2 separate regions of the Homo sapiens genome follow, and region 1 is linked to region 2. The links are chromatin loops, found by intact Hi-C in ENCODE. Cell type or tissue: PC-9. All regions are shown on one strand. Links, peaks and the distances in the headings refer to the core of each region. The heading gives the core; the rest is flanking DNA. Region 1 has its middle 120 kb from the start of AQP9. Region 2 overlaps LIPC (lipase C, hepatic type).

Region 1 (16,053 bases), core at 3,620-11,619, 210 kb before region 2:
TAAGCCCTGAGAGTTATCACCAGAATGTGGGGTTCTAGGAGTGAAAAAAAATGATACTATCTCAATGGCGAGAGATAAAGAGACAAGAGCTTATTTTCTACCCAGACTGGTAACACAGCAGTGACCCTGGAATCTGGGATATAGCTACCCATTGACTTCGGCTTTAACTTTGTTTAAAACCAGCCTGTTAAAAAAAAGTAGAACGAAAGAAGCTCAAGATGTTATCCATGAAAACGACCCACCAGATAGCCCCCTAAACAGTGGGCTTATCAAATTGTCCTCATTTTTCTGAACAGAAGCAGGATGTGCTGGAGACACCAAGAAGAATAATTGCCCTGGCAATCCCTGTAAATCTCCTAAGAGGCTCTTGAAGTTCCTTTTTTTCTATTTATCTTGGTAATGAATTCTCTGAGCCTTTGGCCTGCCAGTTTAGTTATCTTCCCATACCCCTGACAAAAGCATAGCTGCGGGGAAAGACAATATTTTTGTAATCAAATGAGTATCAGTGAGATCCATGCAGCAGCTTCTGACATAGTTTTTAATGACTTGATTCTTCAGCAGCTTCTCCCAGGAGAAAGCCTTTGGGTATAATATGAATATGAAGAAATAGTCTGGATTTATTCAACTCATCATTTTTTAAATAATTGTCCACAGAAACCCTTGAACTTTCTGGCTTTTACTACATAGACAATGGAAAGGGGAAATTTGAAAAATTATTTAGATTTGATCAGTTTCGACTTGCAGTTGGGATCTTCAGGCATAAACACAGGGTTTTGAAAGAGCTTTGTTAGAATCTTTGCTCTGTTGTTTAACCTCTCTCTGTTGCAATTTCCAAGGCTATGAAAGAGAGATTATCATAGTACCTTCCTCATAAAGACATTATGAGAATTACATAAAATAATGACCATAAACATTTAACACAGAGCCAGATCAATAAATGTTAGATTTTCTTTCCTGTAGAAACCAACGGATGATCTCAAATTTCCATTTTATTTCGCTTCTACGGACATGGCCTCTAGATATTCTAAATGTCACATGGGCAGCTGTAACAGTGAACAAACAGCCTCTCTGAGCAAAATGAAGTCAATAGGACCTGCGTATTTATCACATGGAGGAGAAGTTGGCTAAAAGATTGCCGCATTTGTTTCCTAGGGCTACTGCAGCAAATTACCACTGGGCAGCCAAAAAAAAAAAAAAAGCAGAAATTTATTCCCCACAATTGTTGAAAGCTAGATGTTCGAAATGAGGGTGTTAGCAGGGGCAGTTCCTTCTGGAGGCTCTGAGGGAGAACATCTCCTGTGTCTTAGCTTTGGGTGGCCGCCGGTAATCTGTGACATTCCTTGGCTTGGGGCTGCATGAATTGTCTCTGCCTCAGTCTTCACATGGCCTTTCTCTCTGTTCTATGTGTCTTAAATCTTCTCCTTTCTTTTACAAGGACACCAGTCATTGGATTTAAGACCCACCCTAAATCCAGGATGATCTCATTTGAGATCCTTAACTTAATCATAACTACAAAAACCCTATTTCCAAAAAAGGTCACATTCACAGGTATCAGGGGTCAGGAGTTGAACTTACTTTCTGGAGAATGACACTATTCAACCCACTACAATTACTTTGAGTTCTTCAAACAAAATATGTCCCACTACTTAGGAATGAAATGACTTCAAAGCAAGTACTATTCATTTTCCATTTATCTGTAGAAGCCTAAATACACAATTTACAAAGTGTGGATTGTATCAAGGATTCAAGTTTCTTTGGAACCTAGAATCCTTTTAAGTCTCGATAGAAGATGGAGGAAAATAAACTCATCCTGGTAATTTTGATAACTGAATTTCAAATTTCTCAGTTCTAGTTCATGATGCTGTCTTAGGCAGAATAGTGATCTGCCAAAGATGTCCATGTCCTAATCCCTGGACCCTGTGAACATGTTTCCTAACATAGCAAAAGGGTATTAAGGTTGCAAAGAGGATTGCTAATCAGCTGACTTCCAGATAGGAAGCTTACGCTGGAATATTTAGGCAGGCCCCATGTAATCACAGTCATCCTTAAAAGAGGCAGAAGAGGTCAGAGTGATGCCACGTGAGAAGGACTTGTCTCTGGCTCTGAAGATCCAGAAAGGGGCCACAAGCCAAGGCATGCAGGCAGCTTCAAGAATTTGGGAAAGGGAAGGAAATAGTCTCATGCAGAAAGGAGCACAGCCCTGCCAACATCTTGGTTTTAGCCCAGTGTGACCCATGTTGGACTTCTACTTCAGAACTGTAAAATAATAAATTTGTATTAAGGCACCAAATTTGTGGAAATTTGTTATGACGGCAACAGAAAACAAATACACATGCACTCTGAATGAATACAGCGGCCTCTCCTACTTAAACTCCACTGAAAAGATGCTCAAGGGTGGGCAGAAGGAGGCATGAACTCACAAGGACAAAGGACAGAGGAGAGGAGAAAAGAGCAGCAGGTGTGTTGACGTGAGAAGGCAAATGGTCAGGTGGTACCTCACCTAGCTGTCCTGAGACAAGCTAAATCCTAAGCCATCAGTGTGAAGACAAGTAGCAGCCCAATCTGTTCTGCAAAACCCCCAAAAGTTTCAGAAATTAGTGGCACCAGATAGATCTAGAGGTTGGGGCAAACAGGAGGCTATAAACGGCATTGTTTAAGTCTTTTCAAAGAGCAGTTACAGCCCCAGATTCTATATCCCTCATTGACCAGCCAGACGATTGCTGCTCTCCAGCAAAAGACCAGTGGTTTTTGCCGATAAAGGGTGTAACCTACAATCTCTACAGGAAGAACACCAGGCATTGCTGAAGACGGGGGATAGAACTGAAACATAGGATTCAATGGACATTGACACTGTGAATGTCAGATTCCAGCTCTCTTCCTCTCCTCATCTCCCAGACCCAGAGTGGAAGTTTATTTTCTCCAGGAAGAGGATCAGAAACATCTAATCTGGAGACTTAAATCTGACGAGCTTTTCAATGTCCCACTCTGAAAGTGGGACAAGAACCATCACACATTTGAGGAAACTCTCCCTCTGAGACAGGCCCCCCAAAAATTATTGAAAAACAACTTAGAGGAAAGAGACTATGCAGAGAGAAGAAAACTTGAACAACTAAAGTTGTCAGAGTAGCCTCAGGGAGATAACGTACTGCATTTGTGAAACAGGAGCAGGATGCTCTATCAAAGGAATGTCAAAGAACAACAACAAAAAAATTTAAGTTAAAAATATGATACCAGAAATTATAAACCCAATAGAAGGATTGGAAAATAAAGCTGAAGAAATAATAAAGTAAAAAGACAAAGTGATAAAAAAATAGGAGAAAAATATGAAATCTAAACAATTAGTCTACAAGTCCAAGAGAGAGAAACATAAAAAAAGAGGGAGAGAGAGCATCATTAAATAGGAATTTCTAGAGAATTTCCTAGAAGGGAAGGGCATGAATCGAGTGTACCCATCAAGTATCAGCAAAATGGGTGAAAAAAGGCATATCATCTGAAAGGCATATCATCTGAAAGCTTAGGGCAAAAAGGATAGAGAGATTTTATACACTTCCGAGGGTGGGGGGCAGAATGTTTATACAAAAGATTCAAAATCAGAATGTCATTGGGTTTCTCAACAGAAACACTTATAGCTAGAACACAGAGTCATGCCTTCAAAATTCTAAGGGAAGATGGTTGCCAACCTAGAATTTTATATCCGGGTGATTCTTAACATGTTCAGCGAGATTTTGGAGGCAGAGAGATATCTGACACACATAGAGAAGGCAATGTGAAGACAGAGCAGAAAGAGATTTTAAGATGCTGTCCTTGAAGGCTGGAGTGATGTGGCCCACAAGACAAGGAATGCTGGCAGCCTCCAGAAGCTGGAAGAATCAAGGAATGGATTCTATCCTAGGACCTCCAGAGGGAGCTGGCCCTGCCAACACTTGACTGCTGCCCAGTGAAACAGATTTCAAACTTCTGGCCTTCAAAACAGTGAAAAAATCAATGTGTCATTTGAAGCAATCCAGTTGGTAGTAATTTGGTTACAGCAGCCACAGAAAACTAACACAGAGCCCCCAGTCCAATTTCCTACCTTCCACAAGTCACCTGTTCTGTGGTTGATCTATGACCTGAGTACAAGTACATTCACCTGTAAAATACACAGTGCTGTTATGTAAAACACATTGTGTTTTTATTCCAGTTATTCATATTAGGATATAGAGCTTACTTTGACTCTTTCTTTTTGTATTCAACTTTACGTTAAGGTTTTTCTGTGCTGGCAGGTGTATGCACACCTGCTCTGACGCTTCATCAAGAGGCAGGTAATGGCTAAAGGGCTGATGCAACCTTTTCAGGACCTGGCAAAAAAGAACAGATATTACAGTTGAGCCAAAAGTACAATGAGAGGATAAAGCTTCAACTCTGTGTGTGTATAAGTGAGTGACAAGTATGATTTTTTTGGGTTTTCCTGCCTATCCTTTTCTCACAGATCCTCTCTGCCCTGGCCTGATCCCCAAGAGACTCCTGGGACACAAAAGGCCTAACGATTCCAGCTGTATTGCTTGACAAATTGGAATGGAAATCAGCAATAGTTTTCCCTCCAGCATCCTCTGGGAAATCCATCCAATGATATGTTCCCAGCCGTCCCCTGCTTTCAAAGATATAATGTTGAAACACCAAGTGGCACCTGCCATGTACAGGACATTAGTGTCAGGAAGCAGTGCAAGCACTGAAAGGGGCAGAGACAGCCTCCAGGCGCAAAAGGAGCCAAAGCTATTTAGAAACGGGGATGATATGGGCTCAGCTGCTTCCAAGTGTATGAAGGCTAGTGCTGGGCAACTGCTTCCACTGAGTCAAGGAGCAGACACAGTGGACCTGCGCTGACAAGAAGCATCTGGCTGAAACATCAAAAATACAAAATTAGCCGGGCATGATAGTACACACCTGTAATCCTAGCTACTTGGGAATCTGAGGCACAAGAATCGCTTGAACCTGAGAGGCAGAGGTTGCAGTGAGTCAAAATCATGTCACTGCACTCCAGCCTGGAAGAAAGAGCAAGACTCCGTCTCAGAAACAAACAAACAAAAAAGAATCTTAAAATTTAATAATGAGTCAAGATTTGAATAAATATTTTACCAAAGATGTATGAATGGCTAATAAAAATGTGAAAAGATGTTCAACACCAGTAGACTCTAGGGAAGTGCAAATTAAAACCACAGTGAGATACCATCCACTAAATGTCTATAACCAAGAAGTCCGATGGTACCAAGTGTTTACAAGGATGTGGAAAAACTGGAACGTTCATACGCACTGTGGGAATGTGAAACAGTTGCAGTGTCTTTGGAAAAAGTTTGACACTTTCTTACAAAGTTAAATATACACCCACCACACAACCCACAATTCCATTCCTAGGTATGTACCCAAGAGAAATAAAAACATGTTTGTATTTGTACATGATTTGTACATGAATGTTCACAGCAGCATTAGGCATAATAGTTCAACTCTGGAAGTAATCCAAATGTCCATCAACTAGTGAAGGGATTTAAAAGTGTGGTGTTTTAGTCCATTTGTGCTTCTATAACAAAACACCTGACACTGAGTAATGTATAAACAACAGAAATTTATTTCTCACAGTTCTGGAGTCTGGAAGTCCAAGACCAAGATGATGGTATTTGGTGTCTGATGAGGGCTCAATCTCTACTTCTAAGCTGGCACCTTGTCATTGTGACTTCTGGATGGCAGTAATGCTGTGTCTTCACATGGCGGAAGGAACAAAAAAACAAAAGATCCCTACCTAGTTCCCTCCAGCCCTTTCATAAGGTACTAATCCCAACCATGACGGCTCTGCCCTTATGGCTTAATCACCTCCTGAAGGCTCAATTTCTTAATACTGTTGCGTGGGGGATCAAGTTTCAACATGAATTTCAAAGGAGACAACAAACATTCAAACCATAGCACGTGGTGTATCCACAGAATGGAACTCAGCAACAACATAGTCGAAACTCAGAAACATTACGCTGTGTGAGGGAACCAAACATAAAAGGCTACATATGTGATTCCATTATAAGAAATGTCTACCAACTGCAAAATTATAGATACAGAAAGCAGAAATTGGCTGAAGTGGGGGTGGGGAGGGGTAGGGGAGGGGCAGGTAGGAAAGGGAGTGTGAGGCATCATGGGGAATTTTTGGAGCAAAGCAGTGGTGACAGCTGTACAGCTGTATAAATTTACAAATATACAGCTGTATAAATTTATAAATTTGTAAATTTATAAATTTACAAATCATCCATTTACAACGGGTGAGTTCCATGATTTATAAATTCTACCTTGGTAAAAAGGAATGAAATAAGATTGTGACAAAATGGAGACTTCCCATGCCTCGGAAAATTTATACAAACATTGGTTTTTTGTTGAAAACACACCCACTTATTCACCAAGCTTGGCAGAAAATTCCTACCAACAATGGTCCAGGAGGTGGTAGAGTTGGTAAATTTTACCCCAGTCAGGGTAAAGTCACCCTGGGTTGACAACCTTGTAATGTAAGCGGCTTTGTTTCTCTTCTGCTCTCTTTCCTCTCCTCCAGGTTAGCACTTCTGGCCACCAGTCAGGTGTTTTCACCCTTTCTGTGCCCACTGTCCTCAAGTGGGTAAGAGTTAGACACAATTGTTTAAATGGTGAGTTATTTAGACCCAGAGAGATAGGTTCTTCCTCTGTAAAGTGGGTAGTATGTTTTGGCTGTGTCCCCATTCAAATCTTAACTTGAATTGTATCTCCCAGAATTCCCACATGTTGTGAGAGGGACCTAGGGGGAGGTAATTGAATTACGGGGGCCGGTCTTTCCCATGCTATTCTCGTAATAGTGAGTAAGTCTCACGAGATCTGATGCGTTTATCAGGGATTTCCGCTTTTGCTTCCTCTTCATTTTTCTCTTGCCACCACCGTGAGAGAGGCACCTTTCGCCTCCCACCATGATTCTGAGGCCTCCCCAGCTACGTGGAACTGTAAGTCCAGTTAAACCTCTTTTTCTTCCTAGTCTCAGGTATGTCTTTATCAGCAGCATGAAAATGGACTAATACAGTGGTGATAATAAAACTAACCACCAACCTCATCGTGCCAGAGGACATAAATGAGATTCAACGTTTATGAAGCACCAGCCCAGTGTCCGCATACAGGAGCTGCTCCATAAAGACCATCTGCTGGCCTCTCCTATTGTTTACCAAACCGGCTTCCAGGAAAGAGGGTGCTGTTAGTCATCGACACCTTTTGGGAATGCATTTCATTAAATTCCTTCCCTGCAACTGAAAGCACCCTTTTCAGAGTAGATGAATGGCTTTTACCCTGCCAAGGGGAAAGATGGGCACAGGCCAGTCCCCATCTTCCTAAAACTCCTGAAACTCACTCCCTCGTCTCCTTACTTGGTTGCCCACCAATGGCTTTGGAAAGCCAATTTTTGGCAGATCAAAAACTGCACTTTGCTGTCTTGAAGTGCTGTGCTGTGTCTGTCACAGGATCTCAATAAGGGTAGTGCTATTTTCAGATCAGATCAGCAGACACACCCAGAATGCCAAGGACACAGCCACAGTCACCTGAATGTTGTGTGCCTGTTTGTTATTGTCACTAACAACAATGGTGTGGACAGAGCTGGGACTGGGGTGATGCCAGCAGGATGCTTAGGGTACAATATTTAAGGAGGCACCCTTTCAGTATCCTCCTCACCCTTGTGTGACCCTGAGGATGAGTGCCTGTTTAAGAATGAGTCTCCAGGGTGCAACATATAGTGAGGCACCAACTCTCAGGTCATGCAAAAGCAGGGTAGGCACAGACAGCGTGTCTCTTTCAGTGTTGCACCCTAGACACCTCACTTGCCTTTGGGGCAGCCCAAGAGACAAGGGCCTGGACCCAAGCCCAGATGCTGCTGTTAGAGCACCAGCTTTGCCAGCAATTAGCTGCGTACCCTTGAGCAAGTTTATGTCTCCTATTTCCTGCCTGTCCTGGTTCTATGACTCAAGGGCTACTTCACTCCTCTCAGTAATAGAGCACAACAATGATGGAAATGCCCATGACCTGGATGGATTAGGTCCCAACTTACATTTCATGTCTTCACAGAAGCATTTCCTGACCCTGTAGGCCACCCTCTGTCATGTGCTATTAGCAACCTGTTCATTTTATTCATAGCAGTTATCAGAACTTATTTTTATTTGTTGGTTTATATCAGGCAAGGTGGTGTACATTAAAGTGCAATCATAAACAACCCTCAAATCTCAGGAGCTTAAACAGTAAAAGTTTCTAGCTTTTTCACACCACACGTGCTTTGTGGGCTGGCTAGGAGGCTCGGCTCAGGGACCAGGCTGATGGGCAGCGACTGTATGGAGCACTGCCCTGGTCGTGGTGCCAGAGGGAAAAGAAAGCTTTAGAGAGCATTGCACAAACTGCTCAGCCCAGAAGGGCACCACACTTCCACTCACCACTCATTGGCCAGAACTGGTCAAGGGTCCATCCCGGAGGGCCTCAGTGATGTGTCCTCCTAACTCATGCCAGCAAAGATGGCATGAGTTAACTCAACCCAGAAAGCCCAAAGGTTTGGTGCGCAGTTCTAACGACTACCACATTATTTATTTGGTTTTGCCTGTCTCCCCTGACCAGAACGGCCCATCAGAGCAGGATGGTCTGTCTTCTTCATCATTTTAACCCCAGTGCTAGCACCTCACTGGTGCTTAATAACCATCTCTTGACTGACCAGATGGTTCTGATATTTTAGGATTGGTTATCAAGACTGTCTATTGGATGAATGTCATCTGTTCAGAGCCTGGAGGATTCAGAGCCCAGCTTACCAAGTTAACTGGACTCTCCTAAAAGGAGAAAAATAATGACTCTAACTACTGCTTTTCTTAATTTTCTCCTTGACTGCCTAACTGCAGAAGCAAATGAATAAGAACCTCTGAAAGCCTAGGAGAATAGTCCAAAATGGCAACCTATAATCTGAAATCTCTTTGTAATTTTATTCTTCATCTTAAAAAGTTCATGTGAATTTCACATTCTGTTGCATCTTATATTCATGGTCGTAAAAAAAACCACCAAGTTTTAAAATATTTAGCTGAGTAAAATTCATGCTCCCTGAACACGTGTCATGCTTCTTGTGGGGTTCAAGGTCCCCTAAGATCCCACCTACCTCACCTCCAGGGTGGTTTGCTCCAAGCCAGGAGAGGCGCTAAGCCTCCTGAGATATCTCCTGGGCCTTAAGGCTTAAGCTTAACTTATTAAGAACCTCTTCTGCATTTCTTTCCCACTCGGGATTCATTCAGGAATTATGGTGACTCTTTTTCTCTGATGGGGACAAAATTCCAATTATATATGGAACTTGACTTTGTCTAATGAAATCAGGAAAAGATGGTGATAAGGCCTCATTTTCTTTACCACAGGTTGATAGACTAAGTTCTTCAGATCCACTGTTTCTCCAATATTTTTTTGCCATGACCCACACTAAGAAGGAATACATTGTCTGTCACGTCCAGTAATGGACACCACTGGCAACCTCATTCAGGCTGGGGCACCCATCCCCAGTGGGTGAAGATCACAGAGGCCTCATCCTCTGGAGAACTGTCCTTGCAGAATAGGAGCTGACTTTCCAGGTTACGCACCCCTCCTCTTCAGATCAGCCCACAGCCCACAGCTGATGGTGGACCTGGGAGTTCACAGTCTGGCCCCTTCCCTAAGGCAGCACCAGGTCTGTGGAACAACTCAAGCATCAGAGCCCCAGAAATCACGCTGGGAGCACACACTCTCGTTCAGCTCCTTCTCCTGCCCCAGCTGGTCCCCCTCACTTTTCCAGATCACACACACCCAGATCTGTTTTGTTGAGCTCTGCTTCTAGGGAAACTGACTTAAGACACACACACAGATACACGTATACACACACACCTGAAATAAAATTTTGAGTAAACAGTACTTACACTTACTTCATGTCATGCACTCTTATTTTCTGTACTATTCTTTTTTGTTTTGTTTTGTTTTGTTTGAGACAGAGTCTCGCTCTGTCCCCTATTTTTTAATTGCTTGTTTGTAACCCTCTAATTTTATTTCATAATCCATGAATGGGTCACAGCTCTGCAATTTGAAAAATACTACACTTTATAAGCAATCTAGGGATAAAACAAACAAACAAACAAAAACCTACACTTCCCTAACCTTTCCAAGTTAACCTTCTGGAGACTGGTGTACTGCAATCCAAAAGGTTCAGGACAGGGTGGAGTGAAGGGAATCTGTCATGGTATGCACGGCATTGAGAGTTTTGAGACTCAGGAGATATATTCTCCTAGGGCCAAGTATCTAAAGTAGCCCCAAGCATCTACTGCCTTCTGACTGCTGAGAAGGGCACCAGCCTCCCTCCGCTCTATCCTTTCCCCTGCAAATGCATTCACTTCTGTTCCAAGAGATAAAGCAGTTTTTGACCTTACATAAATACACAGAGATGTACATAAGAAAAGTTTATTTCAGCATCATCTATGATGCCAAAACCAAAACATCCCAAATGGCCCTCAGTAAATGCACCTCAGTACAACCAGACAAAGGAACACCATGTGTCCATTAAAAATAATGAAATAAGTTATGTAAGTACTGAAAACTTTCCATGATACACTAACTGCAGAAATCAATTGGCCCTACAGTTCTCCAATGTAATTTCATTTTTATTTTTGTAAAGTTAGTATGTGTATGGTAAACATATGGAAAAATAGGCTCAAAATTATTTGTGGTAATCATCTGCGGGGGCATGATTACGGAACACTTTCTTTCATTTTCTAAGTCATACATTTCCATAGCGTTTGAACTTTTTACTGCAAGCATGAATTATTTCTAAAATGAGAAAAAGCAATACCTTTTCATTTAAAAAAGGCAAAATACAAAAAGAAGGTATTTTATAAGGTGGCATCGTAAGTTCCTTTGAAGGTACAATAGCAGTCCTTCAGCGAATAAAGTATGCATTCAAAAGTGAGACAGGAAACATTTCTGTAAGTTCATGCCCTCAGATAACATCTTTGCTCCAACATATAGACATATCAGATAAAGAACAAATGGAGAAGACTTATACACTGTAGTGAGACTCAGAAACCAGATAAACATCCCTGTGTACTACAAATGACAAGAAAGCCCACCAGGAGCTGGACTGAGGCCAGGGCTTTGGTGCCTGGTTCTGAAAGCTCAGATGGTGGCTCCCACAAGGCTGTAAGGGCTAAAAGGGGTAGGGATGGAGGGAGTGGAAAGTCAGGGTTTGGGGCTCCCAAACCTTCTGGAAAGCTAGAAAATGCTGCCTGGAACATTGTTTTGTTTTAATCAAGGGTTTGTTACCCTGGCTGCATCTTTAACTTGATAAGTTTTTAGAAAAATACCACTGCCCAGAAATTCTGACTTAATTTCTTTAATTCTTTCTCCCTCTCTCTCTCCTTTCCCTCCCCGTTTCCCAGTCCCTTCCCTCCTTCTCCCTCTTCTCCCTTTACTCCTCTCTCTTCCCCTCCTAATCTCTCTCCCTCTTCTCCCTTTACTCCTCTCTCTTCCCCTCCTACTCTCTCCCCCTCTCCCTCTTTCCTGTTTAAAGGACTCCTTTGGAGATTGCAACATACATCCAGGATTGATGTTAATTAACACCTTGGGCTTAGGGGTCAACGGATCCAGACAAAGGCTCTGCCCAGGTACTCAGCCAAGCAAGCAGCCAGCTTGAAGATGAGATTTGGGATTTGCCCCCATTGTGGGTACTTCTGAACATCAGCAAGGCCTGCTTAGGGACTGGAGGCCCTGGGGAAGGGAGTGGGGTTTAGGAGGGAGCCAAATACTGCTATTCAGAGTGAGGTAATGGGACAGAGAGACAGACAGGGAAAAAACATGTTCCTCCACAGGCAAACGGATGAATACATGATGTACTCATATAACAGAATGTTATAGAGTGATGAAGATTTGTAACCCAGCATTAACATGGCACCAAAGTGGATATCCCTCAAAAACATAATGCTGAGTTATAGAAACATTTTACAGCATGGTTTGTATGTTATGATGCCATTTATTTACATTTTAAACACTAGGAACCAAAAACCATATATTGTTTTGCAGCTAAAACTATTAAAATATTCATGAGATTCTAACACACTGACTTCGGGGCAGGGGTTCCCTTTGGCAAGGGAGGAAGAGGAGTGGGGTTGAAGAGAGGTGCACAGGGAAGAATAAATGGGAACAAACCGTGGGTACCCGCACTGCACAACTTGGGTGGATCTGAAGGCATCGTGCTGTGTGTAAGAAACTGGTAGTAAAAGGTCACATAATTTATTACTCCATTTATGACATTTATGAAAAGACAAAATTATAGTGATGAAGAATAGATTAGTGGTTGTCAGGAGGAAGATGGGACTACAAAGGGATAGTCCACCAGGGTGGTGGGGTTCTTCTGTATCCCAGCTGTGGTGATGGTAACGCAAATCTACACGTGCATTAAAATTCACAGGACTGGCCATGCTCAAAGGCTCACGCCTGTAATCCCAGCACTTTGGGAGGCCGAGGCAGGCGGATCACGAGGTCAGGAGATCGAGACCATCCTGGCTAACATGATGAAACCCCGTCTCTGCTAAAAATACAAAAAATTAGCCGGGCGTGGTGGTGGGCGCCTGTAGTCCCAGCTACTTGGGAGGCTGAGGCAGGAGAATGGCGTGAACCCGGGAGGTGGAGCTTACAGTGAGCTGAGATAGCGCCACTGCACTCCAGCCTGGGTAACAGTGCAAGACTCCGTCTCAAAAAAAAAAAAAAAAATTCACAGGACTAAATTTCACAAAGAAAAGTAGAATGGATGGTTGCCAGGGACTGAGGGAAGGGACTCATTACATAATGGATATGGAGTTTCAGTTTGAGAAGATGAAAAGATTCTAGAAATGTATAGTGGTAGTGGTTGTACGACAATGTGTATGCACTTAGCATGAATTGGACACTTAAAAATGGTTAACTTGGGAAACTTTCATGTACATTTTACCACAATAAAAAATGTTTTAATTCATAGGACTGTACACCAAAAAAAGCCAATTTTGATTGAATGGAAATTTTTTAAAAACTAAAAGAAAAATCAGAAGCAAATACTGCAAACTGTTACATTAAAGCTAAATAATAGATACATTTATGTCTATTACTCAATTTTCTAAACTTTTCTGCAAGTTTAAAATGCCCTAATAAGTTCCTAATAGTTTAAGGTAGAATCAAAATTTTGGGGCTGTGGGAAGCTTTTGAGATCATTTTTTCCAGATTCCATACTAGAATGGAGTGAAACTGAGTTTTCACAGCTAAAAACTCCTGACTCCAGTCCAGTGCTTTAACCACAACGATTATTTGGAACTCAAGATTCTAATTGATAATAAAATCAGGCTTCTTCCACTTAGGAAAGCTTATGAGATGCAAAGAACCATGAAAAGTATGCTCAACTTTTCTAGTCCATAGGAAACTATTTCTACATAATCAGAACACTCAACTAAGAACAGAATTAATATTTAATCAGTAGCTCTCTTCAAAAGAATTGTTAAAATAAATTTAAAAGAAAAAAGTCACAAAAATCTTGTGTCAATTTTACTGAGGTATTCTAACTGATCGCATAAGACATTTTAATTTGTTTCATGTCATCTTTGCATCTGCCTGTCTTTGTTCTCACCCCCGCTCTCCTCCTATATAAATATAATCTTATACTGAATAGCTTCTCCGACCTCTTCTCACCCCCTATCTAATCTTGAGTGAGGGTTGCTCTAATTAGAACTGACTTTCTTTAACAAGTAGTACTCTGCAAAATTCTGGGGTAAAAAAAACACCCTTCACCACTGGATCTGTAGGGTTGCTGGTTGCAAGCAACAGAACTGACTGGGAAAGCCAGGACATGCAGTCTTGTAGGGGGCAGGATGAGAGAGAGGAAGCCTGGCCACCGGCAAGGGGCCTCTGTTGGAGATACCACCTCTGGTATCATTGCTGCTAGCAAGAGCCTCACCTTGTTGCAGTCATCAGTAAGGAATTTTTCAGCTGATGGCATATCTTCTGTGGATTATTCCAGTGAGGTGGAGGGTTCTGGGTGTGGACCTCCAGTTGGCTGAGCCTAGGGCCTCAGCCCATTCTTTCTGACATCCTCTGCCAAGAGCTTCTTTAAAGGAGGTGGCAGCTCTGCCTTGCAACACACAATGACAGACTCTCTTTCCTCCCAAGTAGGGGGAGAATTCAACACTGGGTAGCAAAGAAAAGAACTGCCTACCTTCATCAGTGCCCATGGGCTTCCCAACTGCCACGTGTGCCTTTGCTTCCTTACTTCAGTTTCCCTTGCCACCCCCTCCCTCAGGTATAGAAGTACTTCATCTTCTATACCTGAGGAAGTATTTTTATGCCTAATGGAAACTCCTCCTACTGCATTTTACCAACTCTCTTGAGTCCTCCAGTGGGAAAAGCTCTTTACCATCACTCCTACAGCTTTTACTCCAAAGTAGGTAGGGATGGCCACACTGGGCCAACCTATAAAGCCATCTCTATTAGTTTGCTAAGGTTGCCATAACAAAATATTGCAGACTGGGTGGCAACAAACAGAAATTTCTTCTTTCATAGTTCTAGAGGCTGGAAGTCCAAGATCAAGATGCCAGCAGGGTTGGTTTCCTCTGAGGCCGCTCTTTTTGGCTCGTGGATGGCCGCCCTATTGCTGCCTCTTCACAGGCTCCTCCCTCTATGCATGCTCACCCCTGGTGTCTCTCTCTGTGTCCTAATCTTTTCTTCTTATTAGGACACCCATCAGATTGGATTAGGGCCCACTCTAATGGTCTCATGTTAACTTAATTACCTCTTTGGTATCTCCAAATACTGTCACATGCTGAGGTCCTGAGCTAGGAGTTCAACATATGAATTTGGAGAGGCCACAGTTCAGTCCAAAACACCTCCCAGCTAGCACTCTGTCTCAGACAATAGAACCAAAGTGTACTGTGGAGAGCCAAGGTGCACCTCCTGATTCATTCTTGTATTCATTCTCATTCCACCAATATTTCATAAGAGCCATTTAAATGGTTATAGGATCTACATAAAACCAACAAATTGATCTTTACAAATGCATTTCTCATCATCTCACCCTTCACATGGAAACTCCTGAATGGTTCCCCATGGCCTTAAGAGAACTCAAAAATCCAAGTATGGTATACGAAATATTCAAAGATCTGGAATCTGCTTACCTACCCAGCCATAATTCCCTCACATGCCTTTTGCTGCAGTTAAAGTACTGAAGTATAGTGGGTGCACACACAAGTTATGCTGAGTTACTTCTAGTTGTATGATCCTAGGCAAAATGTGCTTTACTCAAAAATTATTTAATTATCATCTCCTTTCTGCAGCTGTGTGAGGCCCTGGGGCAGATAAAAAGATCTCATCCTCAAAGATCTAATTGGAAGGGAATGTCAGCAAGTAAACAAAAACTACATTGCAATTGATAGGCAGTATAGTCTAGATGTATGCAAAATGTGTCAGAAGCTCAGAGGAAAGTCTCCTTACATTTCTAGGGCACACGTTTCCCCAGTAAAACAATACACCAACCTCCAAAATTAAACTAAGGGTAAGGCCAATGCATAGCGTAACCTATATGTTTGCTAATACATTGCTGAAGTAAATCAGAAATGTGGGTCGGATCCAGTTATTGAGTTAAGTCACATCTTACATAACTAATGAAATGGAAATTGGTTACACACCCACCAAAGTATGCAGAGCCCTCAGGTGGAGATTAAAATCCCTTCTTGCTGCCACAAATTCATCTCTGCAGTGTTTTAAAAATGCACATATGAAAGTTACAGGTGACAAGCACTGTACAAGCCACTTCACCAAGCTTGAGATAGTCTAGCTATTAATCACCTAAACTAGCAGCCATGGTCTGATGATATGCTAAAATAAAATAATGCAACTCGCAGTGAGGGTTATTTTATTTACATTTTAAATCTTCTAGCATATGTCTCAAGAAGTTTTCTGGCCCAAGGCTGGGCGTGGCGGCTCACTCCTCTAATTCCAGCACTTTAGGAGGCTGAGGCAGGTGATTGCTTGAACTCA
Region 2 (14,577 bases), core at 4,511-12,510:
TTGCATGCATTGCACTGTGTTCATTATGTCTATTGTTGACTGCTTGTTCATATTTCCACCTTCCCTATAGGATCGTGAGTGCTTTGAAGGCAGAGAGAGGCTGGGCCTTAGTACAGTCTGTTTGCAGCACATGGCATATAGTGGATGCTGGAGAAATGTTGATGACTGAATTGACATGATTGATTGATTGGATCAAATGAATGAACACAAGAATAAATGAACATCGGGATCCAGGAAAGGGGTCCTTCTGGCACCAACCCTATTCTGTCCCCCTAAACAGTATTACATTTAGTGTTTATGATAAAGGCTTTCAGCACCTTTTTGAAGAGTTGGTACCACTGGTCCACTTTCTGCCCTGCCCTTAATCCATCCAATTGGTTTAGATACTCACACATACATTCTTTCTTTCTCTCTCCTTCCCTTACTGGACCCCAGACCAAAGCCAAAGAAATAAATGTCCCCTCTCCTGCTCTGTTTCCACTTAGATAAATTAATCCTCAGCATGAGAGGAACCAAAGCCAGCACCTTAGAAGTCAGGCTCCTGTCAGCTCGGTTTGCTCACCTGCACACAGCCCTTGACTTCCTCCTCCTGTGTGGGAGGAGCACAGCCCTGACTCAGAGGCCACTCCAGGCAATCCTCTCCTCCCAGGCAATCCTATAAGGAACCCACTGGCTGAGCTCTGGCCTCTCGGCAGAGGGGGCAGGCCTGAAGAACCCTTTCCAAGACCAGCTGAGCTCTGCTGGTCCGCTGGGCCCTGCCTGCAGAGTTATTGGCGGAGTTATTCTTGGTGCTCATTAGCACTGCACAGGCTGTGGATTATTCCTTTATTGCTAAGTGGCCCCCAGAACACTGCAGACTCATCCCTCCTTTTGAAGTCCTTGTAAAAGACTCCAAGAAGTCGATTCCAATCTCTTCTCTCCCAGCGTGGACTGCCCCTGGAGCAGCACTGGGGGTGTGTGGCTGTTAGAGTGGCAGCCAAGGGCCAGCTCCCCAGTGAAAGGTGATATTGTGCTTCTACCGCACACCTGCACGTTGGGATGGTGTTTGCCTTCCGGCCTGACTGCTCTGTTCTCATCTTCCATGGACATGGAGGTGGGAGGGGAACTTATGTGTCATTCACTCCAGGGTCCTGATGGCCACTTGCGTAGAGCAAAGAATGTTGGTAGGGCCTGCAGTCTAGGTTCTAGCTTCAGTGAGCTCTGGGGCCTCGGGAAAAGGGCTTGATCCCTCAGAACATCTGCAGGAGTCTGTGACCCAGACCACACCAAGCTTTCAGAAACTGCTCTGCTCTTTTACTCTCCCACTCCTCTCCACCCTCTCAAGCTGTGCTATATCCACAATGCACCAGCCCAGGCTGACTCAACTTCCCGCCCACTGCTCCCCTTTAAGCTACAGCACCCACCATTTTGCCCCAAACTCGTCTATCCTACCTGAGCTCCTGCAGCCAGACTGGGTCACCCATGCCCCTCCTCTAACCAGGAAAGAAAGGAAAGAATCCATCAGGTCTTTTCTGTGTCCTGAGATTGCGCAGGTATTCACCCGCTCCACTCCCATCTCCTTGACCTCTTTCTTGCCCTGTTTCTCGGCGACCTAGGCATTGGGTCCTGGTCAGTTTTCCACTTTTCCATCACTCCCTTAGGACCCCTCAACCTCTCTGCTCATCAAAAAAGTCCAATAAAGGCATTCATCTCTTTGAATACTTAATTTTACAGTACCTCTTGCATAACTTTCAAGTTTGAGGTCAATACAAATAAAATCATTTAAAATGTCTGATATTAAACACTTCTGACCCGAAAAGCAAAAAGCCTTTTAACAGATAGTTACATTGATACAAGAGTCCACAATGACAGGTTTCAAAGATGAAAGTAATGGATCAGTAAATAGAACAGTAGAGAAAACACAGATGAAAGGCAAATAACCCCACCTGAAAAATCCAAAGCTTTCATTTTTTTTGAAAAAAAAATTGTCAAAAGCACTGTATTATTTTTTAAAATCATGATAAAAGGAGCATGCACCTGTCACCCTCCCAACCCCCTCTATACTTGCCCCTTTCTATCTTTAAGTGCTGTGGTCTTTGTGGTGACTTTATTGGCTCAAGTTTCCTAGGCTGGTACTCTCAGAGCCTGGTTTCCTAGGAGCAGTACTCATAACGCAGGTGCGATGGACACCTGTAGGTGGGTAGTGCCGCCTGTGTGAACCAACTCGGCTCCAAAGAGCCTAACTCCCTATCTGCATGGTTAATCCAATCAAAGCCCAACCTGCTTTCCCACACAACAGAGTTCAACAGAGCTTTTCATTAAAGCAACACATCATAGCAAATACTTAACTAGTACAAATAAAGCATTTTATTTAAAGCAAGGTTTAAAGACATATAAACATTAAGCATCAGAGCTCCATTCTTTAGTTGCTATTCATCACAGCTTATGCCAGTCCTTGAATTCTGTCTAACTTGGGTAGTAGCCAATTTTCTAACTCACCTTCAACTTCTTGGGATGAGTCCTTCCCGGGCTCCTTGTTTTTCTAGAAATTTCAGTGGCTTGACCACACATCAAAACACACAGGGTGGCCAGGCATGGTGGCTCACACCTGTAATCCCAGCACTTTGGGAAGCCAAGGCGGGCAGATCATCTGAGGTCAGGGGTTCAAAACTAGCTTGGGCAACATGGTGAAACTCGGTCTGTACTAAAAATACAAAAGTTAGCTGGGTGTGGTGGTGTGCACCTGTAGTCCCAGCTACTCAGGAGACTGAGGCAGAAAAATCGCTTGAACCTGGGAGGTGGAGGTTGCAGTGAGCCAAGACTGTGCCACTGTACTCCAGCCTGGGCAACAGAGTGAGACTCTGTCTCAAAAATGGGGAGCGAGGGGGGAGCCCACCACACAACAAAACATATAGGGCTTCTCATCTAAAGTCCGAATAAAAGAATAATACTATGGCTGGTTTGCACTGGAGGAAAGAAAAGCCCTATCACTGCTACCTTACTTTTCTGATGTTTTGGGTTCCTATGTCTTATCCCCTCAGGAACCAGGGGAAAAAGAAGATTCTGTGTCAAGTGCACCCTACATCTGTCCATGTCACCCCCCTTCTTCCAATCAGAACAACTCATTTCCCCCACTTGACTGCTCCCCTAATCTTTGCACCTTGGAGCAGGATGTGTTTATTGATTGATGGATATTTACTTATAATTGGTACCTCTTATGAAAGCCAACAGTTTTTACATCTGGCTTTTAACACAGACTGTGCTCTTCAATAGTCTTAGTGTAGACTGAAGGTTTTTCAAATTCACATTTTTAGAAAAGAGTTCCATTAAATTCCACATGAACAACAGAAAAAAATTTAAATGGGACATTACAGTGATCAATTATAGATTGTAGGACATGACTGACATGTAGGGCTGGGCTGGGAGGAAGAGACAAAGACCAAATGCTCAACCAAGGGCAGAGGTGAGGTGTAGATTACGGGTCAGAACCGTAACATAACGGATGGAGTCCCAAGTGAATCCAGGAAGTTGGAGGAAGCAGGTAAGTACTTGGGTTAGGCATTCACAGGCCTAGGAAGTCAGCTGGGGCAGGAAGGCTCAGACAAGGCAAGGGGACCAGGAAGCTTGGACCCGTCCTGGGAAGATAGAGTCCAAGAGGGCAGTCATCACCGGTCCCACACTAAAAGCATCAAAGCTCTCTAATCTTCTGTCTTCTCTACTCTCTCTGGTGTGTTGTCAAGGAAGGAATAGGTACGTGGGAAACTAGGGAGACAATCATAGCCCTCGATGTCTACCGTTTCTAATTAATACAGGGCAGAGGAATTAGATCTTTTGGTAGAGATCTAAAATTCCTCTGAAGTTCTATCAAGCCCCATCTCCTGATGATTCAGTGCTAGTTCTAAAATAGGAAAACTTACTTCCAAAACCAACAGATGTTTGGGCTGTCATCATTATGCCTGTACTAAACTCACTTGTGATTTCACTGTGAAGTCCTGTCTGTGTAATTTATTAGGAATCATTTATGTAAGATTATGTAGAAAATGTTACTAGTCGTGAGATATCTATCCATCTCAATGATTTGACTTTTACAGCAATGCGATGGGACGTGCTGAGGGACCATTTGGTCAACTTTCCACCTAATGGTGGTGTGATTAGAACTCCTAGCGGGTGACTCATAGAGAGTGATTAGAAGTAAAAAGGTTCTGGAAATTCCCCCACACTCTTTAAGGCAGCCTTTGTCAGGTGTCTTAGTTTCGTGAAAGGTAGACTGATGTTTTCCATCTGGTATACAAAACATTTTCTAAGTAGTTATAGAACCTTGAACAAGCCACTTAGCTCTCTGGGCCTGAGTTTTCTCATCTTATAAAATTAAATCCATCAATAGATCACATGATCTCTATGGCTTCTTTATTCTAAGGATGTATGGTAATTTTAAACACTTGGTTAGCCATCTTGACCAAACTAGCATCACAGGTAAGAAACAAGCTGCGAAGACCAAAATTCTTCTCTGGTTTATACACTCTGGGTCAGAGGCAACCACTTTCTATGTTGTTTGGGCTACTTTTCCCTAAACACATAATGGCTTTGTCTGCATCAAAGGTCATCTTCTATTTTCCTGCCCATTCATATGACCCCATAAGACCTTCCAGCATCTCAGTCAGCTGAGCATTTTACCTCCTGCAAAGCACATGGTTTCCTTCTTCTCTTTGCAGGTCATATGAAATGCTCACACAGTACTTACTGTAATCACTTCGTAAAGTTGATTTTCACATATCTTCATCCAGAAAATTATCCCAACTGTTATATATAACTTTATTCTAATTGAATAATTCCAGTTTTCAAGACACTTTTCAGACACCCATTGTCTTGTCTGAATCCTCATGACAACCTCATTTTTTTATAGATTATACAGCATTCCTACTTATATATAATAGTTATAACTTTTTATTCCTAATAAACTTTGGCATGACGTTTCATCAGATTCTGATAGTTTCTTTTGTTTTTCATTCATTGCATTCCCATCCAAATGTTTACTGACCCTGGGAAATAAATCCAGTAGACCAATGAAGCATGAATCCAACTCACAGAGGGTGGTTAGAACTAAAAGCTGAAATGGACTTCCGTGATCACCTGACCCACTCATCCCTGACCGTAGGCTCTTGTTCACAGCGGCCAAAACGTGCATGTCTCTCAGGGGCTTCCTGCTTGTGGAGCAGAACCTTTGCTTGCGGGCTCCTTGTGTCTGTGAGCTCCTCAGAACCGCTCTTGAGCTCACAGTGCCTGATTTGCACGTATTGGTTTCCGCTCCGTTGCTTATTCTGGTCCCCTCATAGAAGCAATGTTATCCTTTCTTCAAACCCGTCCTTTCCCAGAGAGCTTTGCAGCCACTTTTACCGGGTTTAATGAGTCAGCTGCAGAGTTTATGATCCGGTACTAGGCCTTCTGGGAAGCAGCTTTCCTGGGCTTACGTCAGGCTGTTAAAGACCCTCCTGGCCTTCCTGCCGACATTTGCTCGGCTACTTTTTCCTCCTAATTAATGCCTCTATCTTATCAGAGTGGCCCATTCTCAAATGCAGTAAATGAGTCCTTGATGTTCTATGTTTTATTTTGGAAACTTCCCACTCTGCTCATATCTGAATTGGTATTTGCTCACTGTTGCGCAGTGGTTTGCCTACCAGGTATCCCTTACATCAAATCCTGTCCGCCGCTTAGAAAAACCACAGCTAAAAGTTGTTTGGCAACTCTTGGTGTTCACAGGGTTTTCCCACTGAGGGTCAGGGACTGCACAGCGGTTGAGAGCTTGGACTCCGGGGTCAGCTGGAACTGCTTCTAACACAAGGACCGCTCTTAACAAAGAACTGAGGCTTCCTAAACTTCAGTTTCTGGGTCTGTAAAATAATAGGACCCACTTCCTATAAATGTTGAGAAGATTAATGGGAATGATGCATGTAAAATGCTCGGTACATGATAAAAGCCCAGTGATTACTCATTATCCCACTCAATGCTTGGGGAAAGGCAAAGCAGCTAATATTACCCCAGATTATAGATAAGAATACTGGGTTCAAAAGAGATCACTTGGCTTACCCTTGTCTATACTGCACCTGCATGAATCATGGACCTGAACCCAGGTCACGGCCACCTCCCAGACCCTTGCTCTCTCTGCTTCCCCAGCAGCGCCTCTCAGAGTGAACACCTATGTCCATGACAGTGATTCCCAAAGTGTTGTCCCCAAACCAGCAGCATCAGCATCACCTGGGAACTTGTTAGACATGTTAGGGTCTCACCCCAGACCTAATGAATCAGAAACTCTGAGAATGAGGGCCCACAATCTGGGTTTTAGCAAGATCTCCAGAAGATTCTGATGCACACCCGTTTGAGAACCAAAGCTCCATGGAATACTAATTTGCCTTTGGATCTAGCCCTGCCGCCCACTCGAGATGGATGGTCCACAAATCTCAATGTGATTCCTAACATGAGTTAAGCTGTCCAACCCTGTGACGTTATCAGGGGATTTGTGATTAATACATAGTGACACCATTTAACTGTGGCAGAGGTTCTTACCCTTGGAAGCTCATTAGAATCATCTAGGGAACTTATAACAGAAAGGCCCACCCCAGACCAGTTCAGATCTAAAGACAGCCTGGACTGACAACCACAGAACTACAGAGCTGCCACCCAGACTCCATGGAACTCTGCTAGGCTGGTAATATTTTTAATTCATTAAGGGTTTATGTGTTTAACAACCCAGGTCCAGTAAATTGGCTCCTTTCCTCCCTATGAACCTTGGACACTCTGGCTGGTCAAGCCTCCACCTCATGCCCACTTGTTTGCACAGCTACTAACGTTTATGAAGTATTTGCTTAATGTACCTAAGCTCCACTGCCCAGAGCTATCCCACTTGATCTGAAAACGTCATGATGAGGTATGGTAAGCATTAAACATTAGTTCACCATAGTTCTATTTTTTTCTAATAACTTAAACGGCTTCAGGGAACATTTTGTGTGTGTGTGTGTGTGTGTGTGTGTGTGTGTGTGTGTGTACGCCTTAAGAGACTGGATCTCACTCTGTTGCCCAGGCTGGAGTGCAGTGGCATGATCGTAGTTTACTCTAACATTGAACTCCTGGCCCAAGTAATCCTCCTGCCTCAGCCTCCCAAAGCACTGGGATCACAGGCATGAACCACCATACCCACCCTAAGGAATATAGTTTTTTGAGCATGTTGGAGTACTCAGAACTCTCAGCTCAGCTCTTGGCCCACTTGGGTCTCAACCATTTAGAGTACTGATTACCAAAGGAAGAGCACAAAGGAAGAAAATCAGCTTTTCTCCTCTTCCTCAGTGTGGGAGAGGGGATTTGGCTTGGGCTCAAAGCCATAGTGATGCTTTCTGCTCCACCCCCTTTCAATTAAAGATCACCAGCTTCCCAAAAACAGGCCACCCTCATTTTCCAACCTGGCTCAGGCAGGGAAGCTGAGAAGCTTGGGGCTGCCCATTCACCCAGTCACCAGGCAGATAGACAGGTAAGAGAACTGGGACCTTCAGGCCTGCCCTCGGGAGGACTGGCCACCAGGCTTTACAGCCCAGAGCAGAGAAACACTGTGGCCGTTGCAAAACTCCTTGAGTGAAGTGACCCTACCCTCTACTAAAAACGTGGCCCAGTGGATTCCAGTTACTAACAAAGCTCGTTGAGAAGATGCAAGAAAGGAATGGAACAATGGCTAGGACCTCCCCGCGGCAGCACTTCCCCCAAGAGAATAGAGGAGCTGATGGGCACGTCACATTTTTCTCAATGCTGGATGACATTCCATCACCTTCCTCATCTTCATGGAATTTTTTTTTTTTTTTTTGAGACAAGGTCTCCCTTTATCACCCAAACTGGAGTGCAGTGGTGCAATCATGCCTCACTGCAGTCTTGACCTCCCAGGCTCAAGGGATCTTCCCACCTCAGACTCCTGAGTAGCTGGGACTACGGGTACATACCACCACACCCGGATAATTTTTGTAATTTTTTAGAGATAAGGTTTCACCACATTGCCCAAGCTGGTCTCAAATTCATGGCCTCAAACAGTGCTTCGGGTTCAGCCTCCCAAAGTGCTGAGATTACAGGCATGAGTCACCGCACCCAGCTGGAATGCATTCTTTGAATTTTAAAAGACTGTAAATGAGAGATTTGTTCAGAGAAGAGGGTGTTTCCTATGTACAAAACCAAAGACCAGCTTTTATTTTTTATTAGGTATTATAGTCACAAAGGTATGAAAGGGTATATAGTAATAAGTCTAAGAAATTTTTATGAAGTTTTTGAAGTAAAAAGCATTTTTATAAAATTTTAAATAAAAATTTTAATAAAATTACTCAATTGTTAAATGTAACTTAAAATTACTTTTTCATAAAATTACTCATTTTATAAAACACATTTTTCCTACTTTGAAAAGTAGTACATGCTTAATACAGAATTGGAAAAGACAAAAATACAGAAAGAATTGCATTTAACTCCTTTTTTTTTTTTTTTTGGTAGAGACGAAATCTCGCTCTGTCACCCAGGCTGGAGTTCTGTGGCGAGATCTCGGCTCACCGCAACCTCCGCCTCCCGGGTGCACACCATTCTGCTGCCTCAGCCTCCCCAGTAGCTGGGACTACAGGTGCCAGCCACCACACACAGCTAATTTTTATATTTTTAGTAGACATGGGATTTCACTCTATTAGCAGCCAGGATGGTCTTGATCTCCTGACCTCGTGATCCGCCCAAGTCAAAACTTCAGATTTTGCCAAACACCTTGAAAGTATGAGTAGATAGAGGAAGACTCGTCCTTTTGTCTGCCTCCTTTTCATCTTCCTAATACCTAACACCTCTCTAATCTTTCTAGAAATGGGTAAGAAAAGCTTCCATAAAGAAAGGTGGAGAGAATTGAAGCATGGTAGTATTTTTGCAGGAGAAATTATAAGGTTTGAAATTTATGGAGGCCTCAGGACATACCCAATGACCTAAGGTCTAGGCCAGAGATGGTAAGTAGGATTTTTTTTTTCTTTTCTCTTTTTTTTTTTTTTTTTTTTGAGATGCGGTCTCACTCTGTCACCCAGGCTGGAATACAGTGGTGTCATCTCGGTTCACTGCAACCTCTACCTCCCAGATTCAAGCGATTCTCCTACCTCAGCCTCCCGAGTAGCTGGGATTACAGGCACTCGCCACCATGCCTAGCTAATTTTTTTTGTATTTTTAGTAGAGATGGGGGGGGGTGGTCTCACCATGTTGGCCAAGCTGGTCTCGAACTCTTGACCTCAAATGATCCACCAGCCTTGGCCTCCCAAAGTGCTGGGGTTACAGGTGTGAGCCATCACACCCAGCTGATAAGTAGCTTTAAACACAAGTGAGGATTCTATTCCATCAGGAATGGCTGCTTTATGCAGAAGAACTCTAAGATTACATCAGGCTAAGGGTGACAGAATGCTGTAATCCATTAGCCTTATCTGTCATGGTCATGGCAGCAGCAAGAGGCAGTCTGAGTGCCATACACTGCAGTAATCTAGGGGTGAGCTGAATAGTGAATGGAGATTTGCCTAAAAGAAACTTCTGGAGTCAGTGCTCCAAAACTCTGAATCAACCAAATGAATGAATTGAGCCAAATAGAAATGCATGACTATTCAATATTTATTATGTAGAGAGGCTTAGAAAGGGCAGGCACCTGGAGTTCCTCCACCCTCCTCACCCAATCACAACTGCCCTTACTGCCCTACCAGTCCAGCCACGTGCCCTTTCCCACCCCTCTCAATGACCCTTGGGCTCCCCAGTGAAGCTCCCTGAGGGCAGGGGACATAGCTCTTTGGGGCCATAAAGGCATTAGCTCACCCTTCTCAGCCCCTTACACATTTACTGGGTACTTAGATCAGGCCAAGTGTGGTGGCTCATGCCTGTAATCCCAGCACTTTGGGAGGCCAAGGTGGGTGGATCACCTGAGGTCAGGAGTTCAAGACCAGCCTGATCAACATCGTGAAACCCCATCTCTACGAAAAATACAAAAAATTAGCCAGGCATGGTGGCACGTGCCTGTAATCCCAGCTACTCGGGAGGCTGAAGCAGGACAATCACTTGAACCTGGGAGGCAGAGGTTGCAATGAGCAAAGATTGCACCATTGCACTCCACCCTGGGCAACAGAGTGACATTTGGTCTCAAAAAAAAAAAAAAAAAAAAAAAGAAATCTTAGCAGGATTACATCTGTAACCCCGGCACTTTGGGAGGCCGAGGGAGGTGAATCACATGAGGCCAGGTGTTCAAGACCAGCCTGACCAACATGGTGAAACCCTGTCTCTACCAAAACATACAAAAGTTAGCCAAGTGTGGTAGCATGCGCCTGTAATCCCAACTACTCAGGAAGCTGAGGCATGCGAATCACTTGATCCTGGGAGATGGAGGTTGCAGTGAGCCAAGATCCTGTCACTGCACTCCAGCCTGGGCAAGAGAGTGAGACTCTTGTCTCAAAAAAAAAAAAAAAAAATCTTGCCCCTTCCCTCAAGGGGCTCACAGCCTGTGGGAGAGGGAAAATAGATATAATTATATTTAAAGAATTATAAAACAAATTGTATAAATTTAAAATTATAATTAAATCATTGTAATAATTTAGATCAGAAAAAATAAAGGCAAGTAAGTGCCAGGCATGGGGCTAAGCATTGTACTCACCCACTGTATTCCATGTTGTCTTCACAACGGCCTTATGAGGTTTGCTAGTATTGCCCCCATTTTACCAAGAAACTGAGGCTTAGAGCATTCAAGCTAGCCAAGGGCTAAGCCATGACTCAAACCCAGGTGTGTCTGACTACGGCTGTTACTAAGAGGGGAAGGGAATCATCTGAACTTGGGTTTCACTCAGAAAGGGGCATGGTTTTGTTAACTTTGAAAACACTACCACCCTACCCTCTAGCACTGGCAGAGGGGAGCTGGACGCCTGGACAGCTGGGGAGGGGGAGGACGGCAGCCAGAAGCAACAGCCTCTGCAGTCCCAGCAGCTGGGACCTCATGCCTCAACCAAGGATCAGCACTGGGTATTGGCTCAGAGTAGTGAAGGCTGCTGGGGGCCTGTGTTTCCTGCATTTCCTATGTTTATGCTGCCAGGGTGGGTTTTATGTGACCAGAGAGAAGCAGGGAAAATTGCTGAGAAGTCAGAGATCTGCCAGGGAATCAGTGATGAGCCCCAGGAAATGCTTTTTGTCTAAAAATATGCCATTTCCGAAAGGAAAACAGTCATTAGAGGGTGTGAGAAGCCCTCGTGGTGAGGAAAGCAAAACTGTAAGACTCAATGGGAGGCCAGTGGAACAACAGAGAAGCCCATTACCCACCCACTTCCTGTGCGATTAACAAGACGTTTGGAGGATGAAAGGCAAGCAGACAAAATGACAACCCACAGACACAACTCCAGGGGAAATGTCTGGGGACAGCATAGGAAGACGCAGCAGGGAGGTAGGAGGAGAAAAAACTGCTCCAGTTAATATCTTTCTGGCATCGGCTGGTTCAGCTATAGATTTGGCTAAAATTACCTGTGTACTTACTAGACGCCAGGCAGTTAGGGGGCTTTGCTTAAATCACTCTCCTGCATTCTTCACACAGCACTTGATGAAGGAGGAAAGTGAGTCTTGGAGGTTAAGTGACTTGTCCAAGGTTACACAGCTGGGAAGGGAGAAAGACATGGCTCCATCCCAGGTTCCCTGATCCCAAATCTCCCCCTCATTGCAATGTACCAAGCTGCCTCCAATAAGATCAAGAGTCTTGACGATCCCCAAGCTAGTCCACTCAGTCCAGTTTTCCTGCCAGACTATAGCTGTTTTGCATTCCTTATCTTGTGTTGAAGCAAACCAGGTAAGGAAACTCCCCACCTTTTTTATTAATGACTCATTTTCAGCCAAAACACATTGCAGCCACATCAGGTACATGTGCCCACTCAGCAAAGACGTACTGTGAGAAAGTAACATCTAAGTTACTTGGTCCAAAGCCCTTCTACATCAATCATCAAGCAACCAACCCTCCTTTGCTGAAATCTCCAGGGGACTAGGCCCTTTGGTGGGGGAAGAGGGGACGGTTTCTTCAGGGGCATCTCACCCCTGGGAAGTGCATCCTCTCTGCTGGGGGCAGTAAAAAGGCTTTACGTGGGCCACTGTGGCTCATGCCTGTAATCCCAACACTTTGGGGGCCCAAGCAGGGTGATTCACTTGAGCCCAGAAGTTTGAGACCAGCCGGGCAATATAAAGAGACCCCATCTCCACAAAAAAATACAAAATTTAGCTGGGCTTGATGGTCCCACCTGTGGTCCCACTTACTTACTTGGGAGGCTGAGGCAAGAGGATCAGAAGGTCAAGGCTGCAGTGAGCCATGATTGCACCACTGCACTCAAACCTAGGCAACAGAGCTAGACCCTGTCTCAGGAAAAAAAAAAAAAAAAAAAGAGGCTTTTCACGAATTTCACATTCCACCCTCCACCATCTTTGATGTAGGTAATTTATCAGCATTTTGTAGAGGAGGAAACAAGGTCTCCCCTACGTTGAGCCCAAATCAGTTTGACCTTGGGGAACACAGTGAGCATCCCTGCGTGGAGGTACGCAGGATCCCTGAGGGTGACAACCTTCGAGGTCGTTCCCTGGCCTCTCTGCCCAGGGTGAGCATCCTCAGAGACCTCAGCTCTCCTCTCAGCATGCAATTCTCCTCCACTCATGGCCCTCCCAGCTGCCCCTGGCTTCTCAAAGCTACTCCTGCATGGAGGCAAGTACAACTAGCCAATGAGCCTCCTGACCTGCCCCATCCCAGAGAGCAACTGCTGCTAGGTCCTCGTGGATTCTGGGCCTCTGTCCAGTGACCAAAGGAGAGGACACATCTCCAGCTACCATCCCTCCACCTATTTTCTAAGGAAACCAATGAGTTCTCAAATGCCACCTGTGGTGGCCCCTTCTCAGCCCTCACCCTGAGAGGCCTTCCCCAAGTCAGAATTTCCCACAGGGGAAGTTACTGTGGGCTTCTCTCTCCTTCCCCCACCTCATGTGGTCAGGAAGTCCAGCTGGCTTTTTCTCCTGTCTGTCTCTCAAATGTGTCCCCTGGCTCCCCTCCATTGCCACTGCCCTCTTCAGTGTCTGGCCTGTGCTCCCACAACAACAGGCTTGAAGCTGGCTGCCCTCTCCCCTCCATCTTCCACACCATAATCCAGGTGATCCTTCTAAGAGGCAAAGGTAATCATGTTTCTTCCCTGCTCAAGATCTGTCAAAAGATTCTGTGGCCTCCATAGAAAAGGCAGACAGCCCGGCCACCCAGGCCCTTCACCATCTGCCTCTTGACCATCTCCAGTGTCCTGCAGTGTCCTGAATATACCTTTTCCCTGCCTCTGCCCAACACACTCCCGTTCTTTCAACACCCAACTCAACTATTACCTTCTCTCCATCAGATCTTCCCTGAACCACCCCCCAGAAACAAAGGTGACTGTCCCCTCTGGTTCCCCACAGCCACCCCACCACTTACCCCTGTGCTCAGGCACTCCTGGAGCACTGCATTGCAACCATTGGCTCACACATCTGTCTCTACCAGCAAACCACTAAACCGTGAATAAGTGGCTTCCTGAGCCAGGCCTTGTGCAATGAATGGATTTGCAACAAAGGGAGCCACTGAGAGATTACATGAGCCAAGTCATGGCAATTAGTCCCCATGGAAGCAGCAGCTCAGGGCAGGGTCCAGACTTGGGCAGACTTAACTATGCAGGACATTCCATTAACAATAAGCACCACTCTGAGCATTTCCTATGTGCCAGGAACTACGTGAAGCTCTAGATTCTGTCATTAGAAAGGACTGAGTTAATTAATGGAAAGCAGGTAGCACAGTGCCTGACACAGTATAAGCACTGAACACACGTTAGCAAGAAAAGTGACAGATCATTTACGGGATGGTTCTTACACCAGGCAGCGTGCCAAGCACAGTCCATACATTGTCTCACTCTTCATGACAACCTTAGGAAGAGAGCAGTCCTGTTTGTCCCCATTTTACAGAAAAAGATACTGAGTCTTGGCTAGGCTAAGCGATCTGCTCAAAGTCTTCAGCTCGGAAGTAGTGGATTTGGTCTTCCATCCCCAGTCCATCTGCTCTGGCACCCAGGTTCTCAGAGTCTCTGGTACAGCAGGGTGCCAAAGTCCAGTTGAGAAGAAAGCAGGCCAGGTTTTTCAGGCACAGCCTGATGAAATATCCAGGGGAAACACATGGGACTAGCAGGCTTCTTTTTCTGTCCCATTTAGTCTAATATCACATTTAACACACCATCCTCTAAGGGACAGAAGTCACAGGAAGCCATGCAGTCTGGTTCCTCCTGATTTCTCCTGTGTGCCACATAGTTATGCTTCCTTCTGGGAAGGTGTGAGTTGGAGTCAGTCCCCTCCTGCATGCAGCTGGGGAAACTGAAGCCAACACCATTTTAGTTACTCACATGGAGCTAAGACAATCATACAAAACTCAGGCATGGGGTCAGCCCACCAGCAGTGTGGACCTCACCCTGCCGGCTGCGTTCCAAATGACAGTGGCATGGTGCCACAGAAAAAACGTGAGGTGTGCAGCTGGACCCCCAGAAGCCCTGACTCTGCCAG

Evidence for each region. Hi-C counts contacts between places; a loop is a spot of excess contacts. Peaks named below come from ENCODE experiments on the same cell type or tissue, not always from the same donor. Only the 100,000 strongest peaks of a DNase experiment are listed, where the experiment ranks them.
Region 1: it touches region 2 in a loop (5-fold over the local background); 5 of 110 quality-filtered maps call a loop at or near these places.

What each region holds. Positions count from the first base shown.
Region 1 is chr15:58,253,219-58,269,271 of GRCh38, forward strand. No RefSeq gene overlaps it. Among named protein-coding and RNA genes, the nearest start is that of AQP9, 120 kb to the left of the region's middle. In PC-9, for the core only: no CTCF peak of the experiment used is centred there; DNase peaks (open chromatin) are centred at 7,163, 7,563 and 7,983; H3K4me3 peaks cover 884 bases; H3K27ac peaks cover 3,660 bases.
Region 2 is chr15:58,462,126-58,476,702 of GRCh38, forward strand. The region is part of intron 1 of LIPC (lipase C, hepatic type); the gene reads left to right. The region is part of intron 2 of LIPC-AS1 (LIPC antisense RNA 1); the gene reads right to left. Among named protein-coding and RNA genes, the nearest start is that of LIPC-AS1, 29 kb to the right of the region's middle. RefSeq lists a silencer at 2,019-2,108. In PC-9, for the core only: no CTCF peak of the experiment used is centred there; DNase peaks (open chromatin) are centred at 8,026, 10,816 and 11,866; H3K4me3 peaks cover 3,796 bases; H3K27ac peaks cover 6,756 bases.